2 separate regions of the Homo sapiens genome follow, and region 1 is linked to region 2. A link is a contact called in ENCODE Hi-C or POLR2A ChIA-PET data. All regions are on one chromosome and are shown on one strand. The core of a region is the stretch at or near the end of the contact, and the rest is flanking DNA. Distances in the headings are between cores, read along the strand shown.

Evidence for each region. A loop is a pair of places that touch in the nucleus more often than their neighbours do. ChIA-PET counts read pairs that join two places held with the same protein, here RNA polymerase II (POLR2A). Pooled maps may share reads with other maps.
Region 1: a loop to region 2 is called in a map of cardiac septum, with 1.8 times the contacts of the local background. The contact joins the enhancer-like site here to the promoter of PRICKLE2-AS3 in region 2. A Hi-C loop is called at or near these places in 1 of 168 maps with a recorded cell type or tissue (cardiac septum) and 1 of 50 pooled maps. POLR2A ChIA-PET finds 5 or more read pairs at or near these places in 1 of 52 experiments (MCF 10A).

The regions. Positions count from the first base shown.
Region 1 is chr3:64,324,963-64,329,737 of GRCh38, forward strand. No RefSeq gene overlaps it. Among named protein-coding and RNA genes, the nearest start is that of PRICKLE2, 100 kb to the left of the region's middle. Within about 2 kb of position 2,274, at least 13 of the 41 ENCODE cell types and tissues checked have a DNase peak (open chromatin) inside an H3K27ac peak, as active enhancers do.
Region 2 is chr3:64,184,463-64,189,131 of GRCh38, forward strand. PRICKLE2-AS3 (PRICKLE2 antisense RNA 3) reads left to right here and starts at 3,082. Exons shown (of 4, transcript NR_046702.1): 1 at 3,082-3,143. The region is part of intron 2 of PRICKLE2 (prickle planar cell polarity protein 2); the gene reads right to left.

The DNA.
Region 1 (4,775 bases), core at 1,024-3,523, 140 kb after region 2:
AAATAGAGCAAAATGTTAATGATCAGTGAATGAAGGGGAAGGGTATAAGGGTATTCTTGTGCTGTTGTTTCATTTAAGTAATTTTGACACTTTTTCACAATTAAAAGTTGCAGAAAAATAAAGAATCAAGTTCAGAGAAATCTTTAAATGACACAACCAAGTTGCTGTCCATATGGTCAATTTGTAGCTTAGCCTATCCTTTGGTCTTCCCTCAGACTTCAATAAGGATATTCTCATTAACCCAGAAGCTGTCAAGGCCTAATAAAATTCCAAGTACCTATGTCAAAAATGTTTGTATCCAGAATATACGGAGAACATGTAAAACTCAATAATAAAAAGACAAGCAACGCTATTTTTTTAAAATTGGCAAAAGACATTTCTCCAAAGAAGATATACAAAAGGCCAATAAACACATTAATAAACGTTCAATATCATTATAGCCACTAGGGGAATGCCAATGGAAACCACAAGAGAGACCACTTTCCATACACTAGAATGGCTATAATTAAAAAGATAATAACTAGGACTGATGGGGATATGGAGAAAATGGAACCCTCATTCATACATAATGGGAATGTGAAACGGTGTAGCTGCTTTGGAAAACAGTTGGGCAGTTTCTCAAACGTTAAGCATAAAGTTACCATACAACCCAGCAATTCCACTCCTAAAAAAATACCCAAGAGAAGTGAAAATAGATGTACACACAAAAACTTGTACATCCATGGTCACAGTGGCATTTCTTCCTAATAGTAAAAGAGTGGAAGCAATACAAATGTCTATTGGCTGTGGCATAACCATCCAACGGAAGATTATTTGGCTTAGGTAGTAAAAATGAATGACATATTGATACACACTTGATATGGTTTGGCTGTGTCCCTACCCAAATTTCATCTTGAATTCCCATGTATTGTGGGAGGGACCCAGTGGGAAGTGATTAAATTATGGGGTCGGGTATTTCCTGCACTCTTCTTGTGATAGTGAAAATGTCTCACGAGATCTGATGGCTTTATAAGGCAGAGTTTCCCTGCACAAGCTCTCTCATTTTTTGCCTGCCACCGTCCACATAAGATGTGACTTGTTCTTCCTTGTCTCTCACCGTGATTGTGAGGCTTCCCTAGCCACTTGGAACTGTAAGTCCAATTAAACCTCTTTCTTTTGTAAATTGCTCAGTCTGGGGTATGTCTTTATCAGCAGCATGAAAATGGACTAATACAATACTACAACATGGATGAATCTTGAAAACATTATGCTAAGTGCAAGAAGCAAATCATAAAAGACTACAGATTGTATAATTCCACTTACATGAAATGTCCATAACACACAAATCTATGAAGATGGAAAGTAAATTAGTACTTGTCAAGAGCTTGGAAGAGGAAGAGAGTGACTGCTAATAGGTATGAAGTTTCTTTTTCGGGTGATGAAAATATTCTAAAATTAGATTTGTAGTGATGCTATTTACAACCCTGTGAAGATGCTTAAAAAACAGAACTGTATACTTTAAATGTGTAAATTGTATAAGTGAATTTTATCTAAATAAAGCGCCTTAAAAAATATATACAGTTGACCCTTGAACATCGCAGGGGTTAGGGGTGCTGACCCCTGGACAGTAAAAAAAACTGCCTATAACTTTTGACTCCTCAAAAATTTAACTACCAATAGCCTATTGTTGACTGGAAAGTTTATAGATAACAGAAACAGTCGATTACCACACATTTTATAGTTATATGTATTATAAACTATATTCTTACAATAAAGAAAGCTAGAGAAAAATTGATATTAGAAAATCATAACGGAGAGAACATATATTTACTATTCATTAAGTGGAAGTGGATCATCCTAAAGGTCTTCATTCTCCTTGTCTTCACAGTTAAGTAGTCTGAGGAGGAGGAGGAAGAGGATGGGTTATTCTTGTCTGAGGGATGGAGAAGGCAGAAGAAAATCTTCCTATAACCTGCAAAGTTCAAACCTGTGTTGTTCCAGGGCCAAGTGAATGTGTGTGTGTGCGTGCACACGTATACAATTATGTCTAAAGTGTTTGCAGGAAGCTTTTCCCCCTACTTTTTAATCTTTCTAGCATGAGATTTCTTTCTGTTTGCTGCAACTCAGAGATAAGTCTCCATTTTCCCTTCTAAACTTTCTACTCTAGACCTCTGGCCTAGTAGATAGACAAAGAAAGGAGACAAGAAGCATCACTCTTCTTCCTTCCAGCGTCAGTTAGTATCAAGTCACTCTGTGTTCCTTCCTCCCACACTGGGAACGTAAGCGCAAGGCACTGACTGATCAGCCAGGACCAAATTGTCCCTGGGCAATGATCACACGTACAGAATCAGGCTCGAAACTGCTCTCAGAGGCAGCTTGCCTCTGAAGCATCTGCTTTCTTAGACGAATTGGGAGTTTCAGATGAGGAAAGAAGAAGCCAGGTTTTTAAGGGATAGAAAGTGGTTTATGTGCTGCTGAGGAGAAAGGAGGAAAAAAGAGAAAAAGGAGGGGAATGGAACAGGCAGGGAGGAGAAAAGGGACATGTACAGGAGGCAGGAGCAGTCACATGATGATTTAGCCTGTCCAGCATCCTGTCCTATTCCTGGAAATAGCTGTCTGATTTTCCAAGGGAAAATGCTCTTTCTCTGCGTCAGTCCACTTGGCTTGGGTGGGGCTGAAGCTCAGCGCCAAGGGAGGTCCCGTGACCCTGGTCTCAGCCAATCAGTGCGTTCATTTTCTTTCACATCTTGATTAGTTCAGGGGTGAGCACATGACCCAACTGGGCCAGTGAGATTCAGGCTCAGGATTTCCGTTGGAAGTTCAAAGAAGAAGAAGAATCTATGAAGATTTTAAGCCAAGAGCAGCTGTCAGCAATCTAGCTAGCACAAAAAAGTACTTGCCTGATAATGCAGATAAGAGAGGAGGTTTTATCCCATGGTAACATATGGGACTCTGGGTCTAGAAGCTAGAATCCCTGACAGTTTGAGCTACTTTGTTCGTAACTCCTCTTGTGCCTCCTCTGTCCTTCCCCCCAACTTAAACCAGTTTGTATTAGTGTTCTGCCCCTCGCAATATAAAGAATTCTGCTTAACATGGAAGGCAATCAGTAGAGTTCCCCCAGTGCTTCCCTTAATGGTCACCCAGTGACAGCAACACAGTCTGTGATGGTTAATTTTATGTGTCAACTTGCCTAGACCACGGTACCCAGATATTTGGTCAAATATTATGCTACATGGCTCTGTGAAGGTATTTTTTTTTTGATGAGTTAACATTTATATCGATGGACTTTGAGTAAAGCATACTATTTTCCATAATGTGTATCGGCCTCATCCAATCCATTGAAGACCTTAAAAAGAGAAAGACTGACCTCCTCCTAAGAAGAGGGAATTCTGCCAGCAGACCACTTTGTCTCAAACTACAACTCTTCCCTGGTTCTCCAGCCTGCTAGCTAATTCTGCAGATTTCGGACTTGCCAGCCTCCATAATCACATGAGCCAATTCCTTAAAATAAATATCTTTCTCTACACATTTATGTGTGTATACATATCCTATTGGTCTTGTTTCTCTGAACAACCTCCACTAATACGCAATCAAATGGTTATCCCAAGACAACGTGCAGGATTTCAGAGTTTTAGGTAGGAAGAACACAATGTTTGCATTCCTTTCCCCAACTTTACCTCCATCTTCAACAATAGTCATACCCACTGTACACCAGGTTCTGTGTAACATCTTTTGCTTTCTTACATCAGCCTAATTCACATCTAATATACCCTTCCCATTTTACAGATAACAAGAGATTAAGTGACTTGCTCAAGGTCAAAATGCTGGTAATTGAGAGACCCAGGAAGCCAATTCAGGCCTCCCTTGATCCACCCCAAAGACCTCAACTAAAAGGCAAGTGGCTCATTTTCTGGGAGACAATTCCTGAGGATGCGCTTTTCTTTTTCAAAGAGTTGGGGCAGCAGATGTAAAGTTATAAGAAGAAGTGAGACCACAGACTGATACTCTACACCATCTGCCCCTTTCCCCCAGCACTGCTTCCCCATCAGGATCCATTTGTCAATTTAAACATCTACTTGTGGGTACTGCTTTTCTACAGAGAGTCACTGAACCAAAAGGCCATGGTTTCTGCCCCTGAAGAGTAGGATCTGAGCTCCAATGTCTAAAATGCTGATTTAGCTCACTGTCTTCAGTTGATAGACTCACACCTTCTCTAACCTTCCTCTGTCAGGACTTGACTTTTTACCAGGAAGTGGCTGTCACATTAATGGCAAGCTGTTGAGGACAGCTCCCTCTGAGGTTTATGCAGAGGACTACAGGACTCTCTCTGGGTGGAATGCCAGCCATTGCTATCCTTCCTTCTTATGACAACAGCAGCAGTTTCCACACATCTGGCATTGCCATCCCATCTTCGCGACATATGCCGTATCTGCAGACCACCCTTAATATTATTTATTGAGCATAGTTTTAACTGGCTTTGGTTTTATTAAGAAAACTATTTGAATAGAAAGTTTTATGTAATAAATTATTATATATGAAAACCATTTTTACTTGCCATAAATATAACTTGTAAAAATTAAATTTTGACAACTTATTCAATTTTTCTAGACACCCCTGTTTATCAAAGGCTTTGGGCCTTTGGTTCTCTTTTTTTTTTTTTTTAAGGAGATTACAGGTAATAGAGAGTTGTTAACAATCTTGTAATTCTAAATCAAGATCAAACTAAAAGATATGTGTCATTTGAAAAGGCTCGAGAGTATACGAATCACTTTAGTTCAGGAAAACCTCTACTGACC
Region 2 (4,669 bases), core at 1,832-4,331:
GTTTAGTTATTTTAATTTTATTTTTTTTAAGACACAGGGCCTTGCTCTGTCACCCAGCTGTAATGCAATGGTGCTATTATAGCTCACTGCAGCCTTGAACTCCTGAGCTCAAGCAATCTGCCAGCTTCAGCCTCCTGAATGGCTGGGGCTACAGGCCCACACCAATGACTGACTGATTTAAAAAAAAAAATTTGAGATGGAATCTCGCTATGCTGCCCAGGCTGGTTTCAAACTCCTAGACTCAAGCCATCATTCAAGCGATCCTCCTGTCTCAGGCTCCAAGTAGCTTGGATTACAGGTATGAGTCACTGTTCCAGGCCAGAAGAGCTGTTTCTCATGGCATATTCACCATCCAGATGAATTCTTGACTATCCACACAGCAATGGGGCACAAAAGAAGATGGATGTTTCACAACTATGTTCAAGCCCAACCTCAAATTTATCCATGTCATTTGACCTTCTCTCTCAACACACGTAGAATTGCCAAGTGGTTGGCAAACTTAGTTGGTTGGCACTGCAGCTTTTTTCCCTGGTTGCCTCTCTAAGGCTATGATTCTTGCAATAACTTACATAATGATGGAAGAGAAAGGAGACTATAATACAAGCCCAAATGTTAGGGCCTACATGTTAGATATTGTCCTTGGGAACATACAGAGATTAAGTGTTCACAATTTTGATCATCAACCCTGAGGAAATTATTACCTTCTCACCAAACACTGGATCCAGTGAGGATGGAGACACCACCTCTTTTTTCCTAACACCCTTTGGCAAGAGTCAGAAAGGTTTCTCAGGACCCCAGGATTGTAGGGAAGTTAATGTTTACAGACCCCCCCTAGATTGCTGCTAGAATTTTTGGTATCTTTCAGTAAGTTAGGAAAAGACAGCCTCCCAACTAAGAATTAGAAAAAGTCAGTCCCCAAGCTAGATTATCTGATAAAAGTAATGGCAAAAACAGCAATTACTTTTGTACCACTCTAATAATTGCCATAGCAATAACAACTACCACCACTGTTTACTGAGTGCCAACTACGTGTTAGGCACTGTCCTTGGGAGCTTAGAGATTATGAAATGAGCCAGTCTGTGGAACTCATTTTCTTGTGCCATCCATCTGGATGTTGATGAGTTTCTACCCCAAATCTCCTTTTCATTGTGCATGATTAATACTGAGCAGTTCTTTCTGACAAAAGCTTGGCAAAAGACTTAGCTACTCCCTGAGGCAATTGATGAAACCTTAGGAAGCCTCCACCATTGGCATGGGAGGAAGCTTGCCTTCCTGTTTGCTAAAGAGTAACTTCATTCATTCATTTATTCCATCACTTTATCGAGGTATCAACATATAATAAATCACATGCAAGTATACAATTTGGTAAGTTCCAACATATGTATGTACCCATGAAAGCATCAACATAATCAAGATAGCAAATGTACCTATCACCCCCAGAACTCTTGTCAATCCTTTTGTCGTTCCTCCCTCTCATTTCCCCATCCCCAAGTAACCATTGATCTGCTTTCTGTCACTACAGATTAGTTTGCATTTTCTAGAGTTTTATATAAATGAAATCACATAGTGTGTACTATTTTGCCTGGCTTCTTTCATTTGGAATAATGATTCTCAGACTCTGATTCACTTTGCATAGATCAACAGTTCATTCACTTTTATTGTGAAGTAGTAGTATACTATATAGATATAATACAATATGTTTATCCATGTACCTGTGGATAGACTTTTGAGTTATTTCCAATTTTTGACTATGGAAAAGAAAACTAAGAGCAGCCACTTTAAAAACCCCAAATGTTTAAAACATTGTTTCATTTAATTTTCACAACTATGCTGTAGTTAAGTACTGACATCCTTGTTTTTCAGAAGATGAGATGAAAGTTTGGGGAGGTGAATTAACTTGGCCAATGTTGGAAAGCAGCACAGCTAAAATTTGAACACAGAGCTAGTTATCATCGAAGCTTAGACTCTCAAACACTTATGAGCCCAGAAGGATAGTTACTCAAAAGACAGAAGTTATCGGAGGCCAGCACAAAGCCTGATGTCTGCATGGGTCTTCCATGAGACACTTTCTACATCTACCTTTGTATGGCTCCAGGCCACCTAAAGCAACATATAAAGACTGGTGTTGGAAAGCTCCAGTTTTTGATTGGACCTGGAAAACTGCCATATTGAAATCACACCTATACTAACAGCTTGCACATATGGGTACTTAATAAACAACTGTTGAACGAATAAATGGCTGAATGCACAAATAAATGCATAAAGGAAGGCACAGGCAGATAAATAGATTGAGGAAGGAAGTTAGTTACTTGCTGATTTGGTGGTGGATTAATCCAATCATCCCATGAAATTACTCAAAATATCTCCTGCGTCATAAGGCAGAGGAGATCATCTTGATACTACATTAACTCTCACACCAGGCTACAGTGTAGACTGCCCAGTCAGCAGAAAGGGTGTGCAGCTGTGAATTTATGCAGGAAGTCTAAGTAAGAGGCCAAGTCCCAAACTTTAGGACCCCAGAGTGAATTTACTGTAAAGGTTGGAGATACCTGTCTTGAAAGCTAGAACTCCAATGGCAGGTCTCTCATCCTGCATTTGCAAATGAGCCTTGGCCTTTCTAGGCCTCATAATCTGCACGCAAGCCTTGACAAGTCCCTGCTGGTGGAATCTGGCCGTGTTGCTGCTGACTTCATCTGGCAGAGGCCCTGAAGCCTGGGAACCCAGGTTCTAGTCCCAACTCTGACAGCTCCGTTGAAAACAAGTTTATTAACAGGCAGTTTTAGTGAAAGCTGCACACACAGGCATATTTCCCATTGCCATCTGATGACATCAGTGTATTTCTGGAGCCAAGATAAATACAGCATTGTTCATGTGACTAGCTTCCCAAGAAGAGTGAGGTGGACTGCTCTGAAGCCTCCTCCTGCCCTGCCCCCTTCTTCCCTCCCTTCCCAACTCATCTCTCAAACTGCATTGAAAACACCGAGGTGAGTGACAGTGAAGGCTAACTAGGAGATGCAGCTTAGGGGGAATTTAATCCAATTCAGTTGGAGAGACATGCATCTCCCTGTACCATGAAATTCCATTTTGATCTCAGCATGTGCTGATGGAGTAATGAAATAAAGACAACACTCTGCAAATGGCTGGTGAGTCTAATGATGGTTTTTATGGGGGTTTTAGAAGGGCTATTAGATTGTGCATTCCTTTCCTATAAGCCAAAACCACCCAGCAGACCTTGGGAGATGAACCATTTTATCATTCTTCTCTCCCTTCCCCCAGCATCTGCCAGCCTTTGTCCCTCCTGGTATAAATAGCTTCTCACATAAAAGAGCAAACTGTCAGTAGCCTGAAAGCTAACGGTAAAGCTGGACGCCTGGCACTGTGGCCCCAGCCGGGTGGTGGTGAGTCACAGCTGTATAATTCACGGTCCTGCAGTAAAAGGTATCAGCGCATGCTCTAGGTTAACAGGCCAGAAAGGGAGCTGAAGAAACAGGGCCAATGAAAGACTTTTAAAAGCATCTTGAGTTTTCCTTTAACAATCAGCCTTGTATTTGGGTGATATCCAGGGCATGCCAGTCAAAGGCAAAAAGACAGGAATGGGATTGGGTAGCTTCTGGGGCACACCCTTCATCCGTATCTGCACGCAAATCTGCTTCAGTGTCTTGGAGATTCAAATAATGATTCTGATGAGGACAGCAGCTACCATTTGCTGAGGACCTATTTGGTGTCTGCTTTGTCCTAGGATCCTTACAAAGATGAATTCACTTCTTCTCTGTTAGCTACTTTAGACTTGGGCAGAAGCATCCCCGTGTTACAGCTAAGAAAACTGATGCTTGAGATGCCCAAGGTTACAGAGTTAAGTGATGGAGTCTAGATGTGGCCTCATCTATTCCTAGCAATGTGGCTTTTCCATTAGCCAACAGTAATGGCTCTCAAGCTTTGTCATGCATGAGAAACACCTAAAAGCTTTGTTGAAACAGATTGTTGGGCTCCATCTTCAGAGTTCTGGTTTATTTGGTCTGGGGCAAGTCCCAAGAGTCTACATTTAACAAGTTCCCAGGTGATACTAGTGCTACTGGTATGGGAACCTCGTTTTGAAAACCACGGGACGAGGCAGACCAAATCTGGGTAATCAAGCCATCATTCCATGTAAAGTCCCAGCTCAAATGTCACTTCTGCAGAGAGGCTTCTCTTAGCCATCCAATATAAAGTAGATAGATTCTCTAAATCAGGGGTCTGTGTTTCAAATCAGGCCCCCTTCCTGTTTTTGTAAGTAAAGTTTTATTGTCACATGACCATGCCCATTTGTTCACCTATTGTCCAATGCCTGCTTTCACATTACAACATCAGAGTTGGGTATTTGCCACTGAGACTGTACAATCCATGAAGCCTATATTTACTATCTAGATCTTTACAGACAAAGCCTGTCAACTCCTTGCTCCAGATCATATCACCCTTTCTTATTGCTTTGTTAATAGACGTCGGTCTCTGAATGTGTCTTGTTATTCAGCTATTAAGTTGTCTGCATCCTTCACTAAACTGTCAGCTCCACAAAGGCAGAAGTACTTGCTTTTCTATTCACAGCTGTCCCCTAGTGCCTAGGAAAGTACTTGCCATATAGTTGGCACTCAAAAAATATTTGCTGAATGAATGTCACTATTGAGTGCCCAGG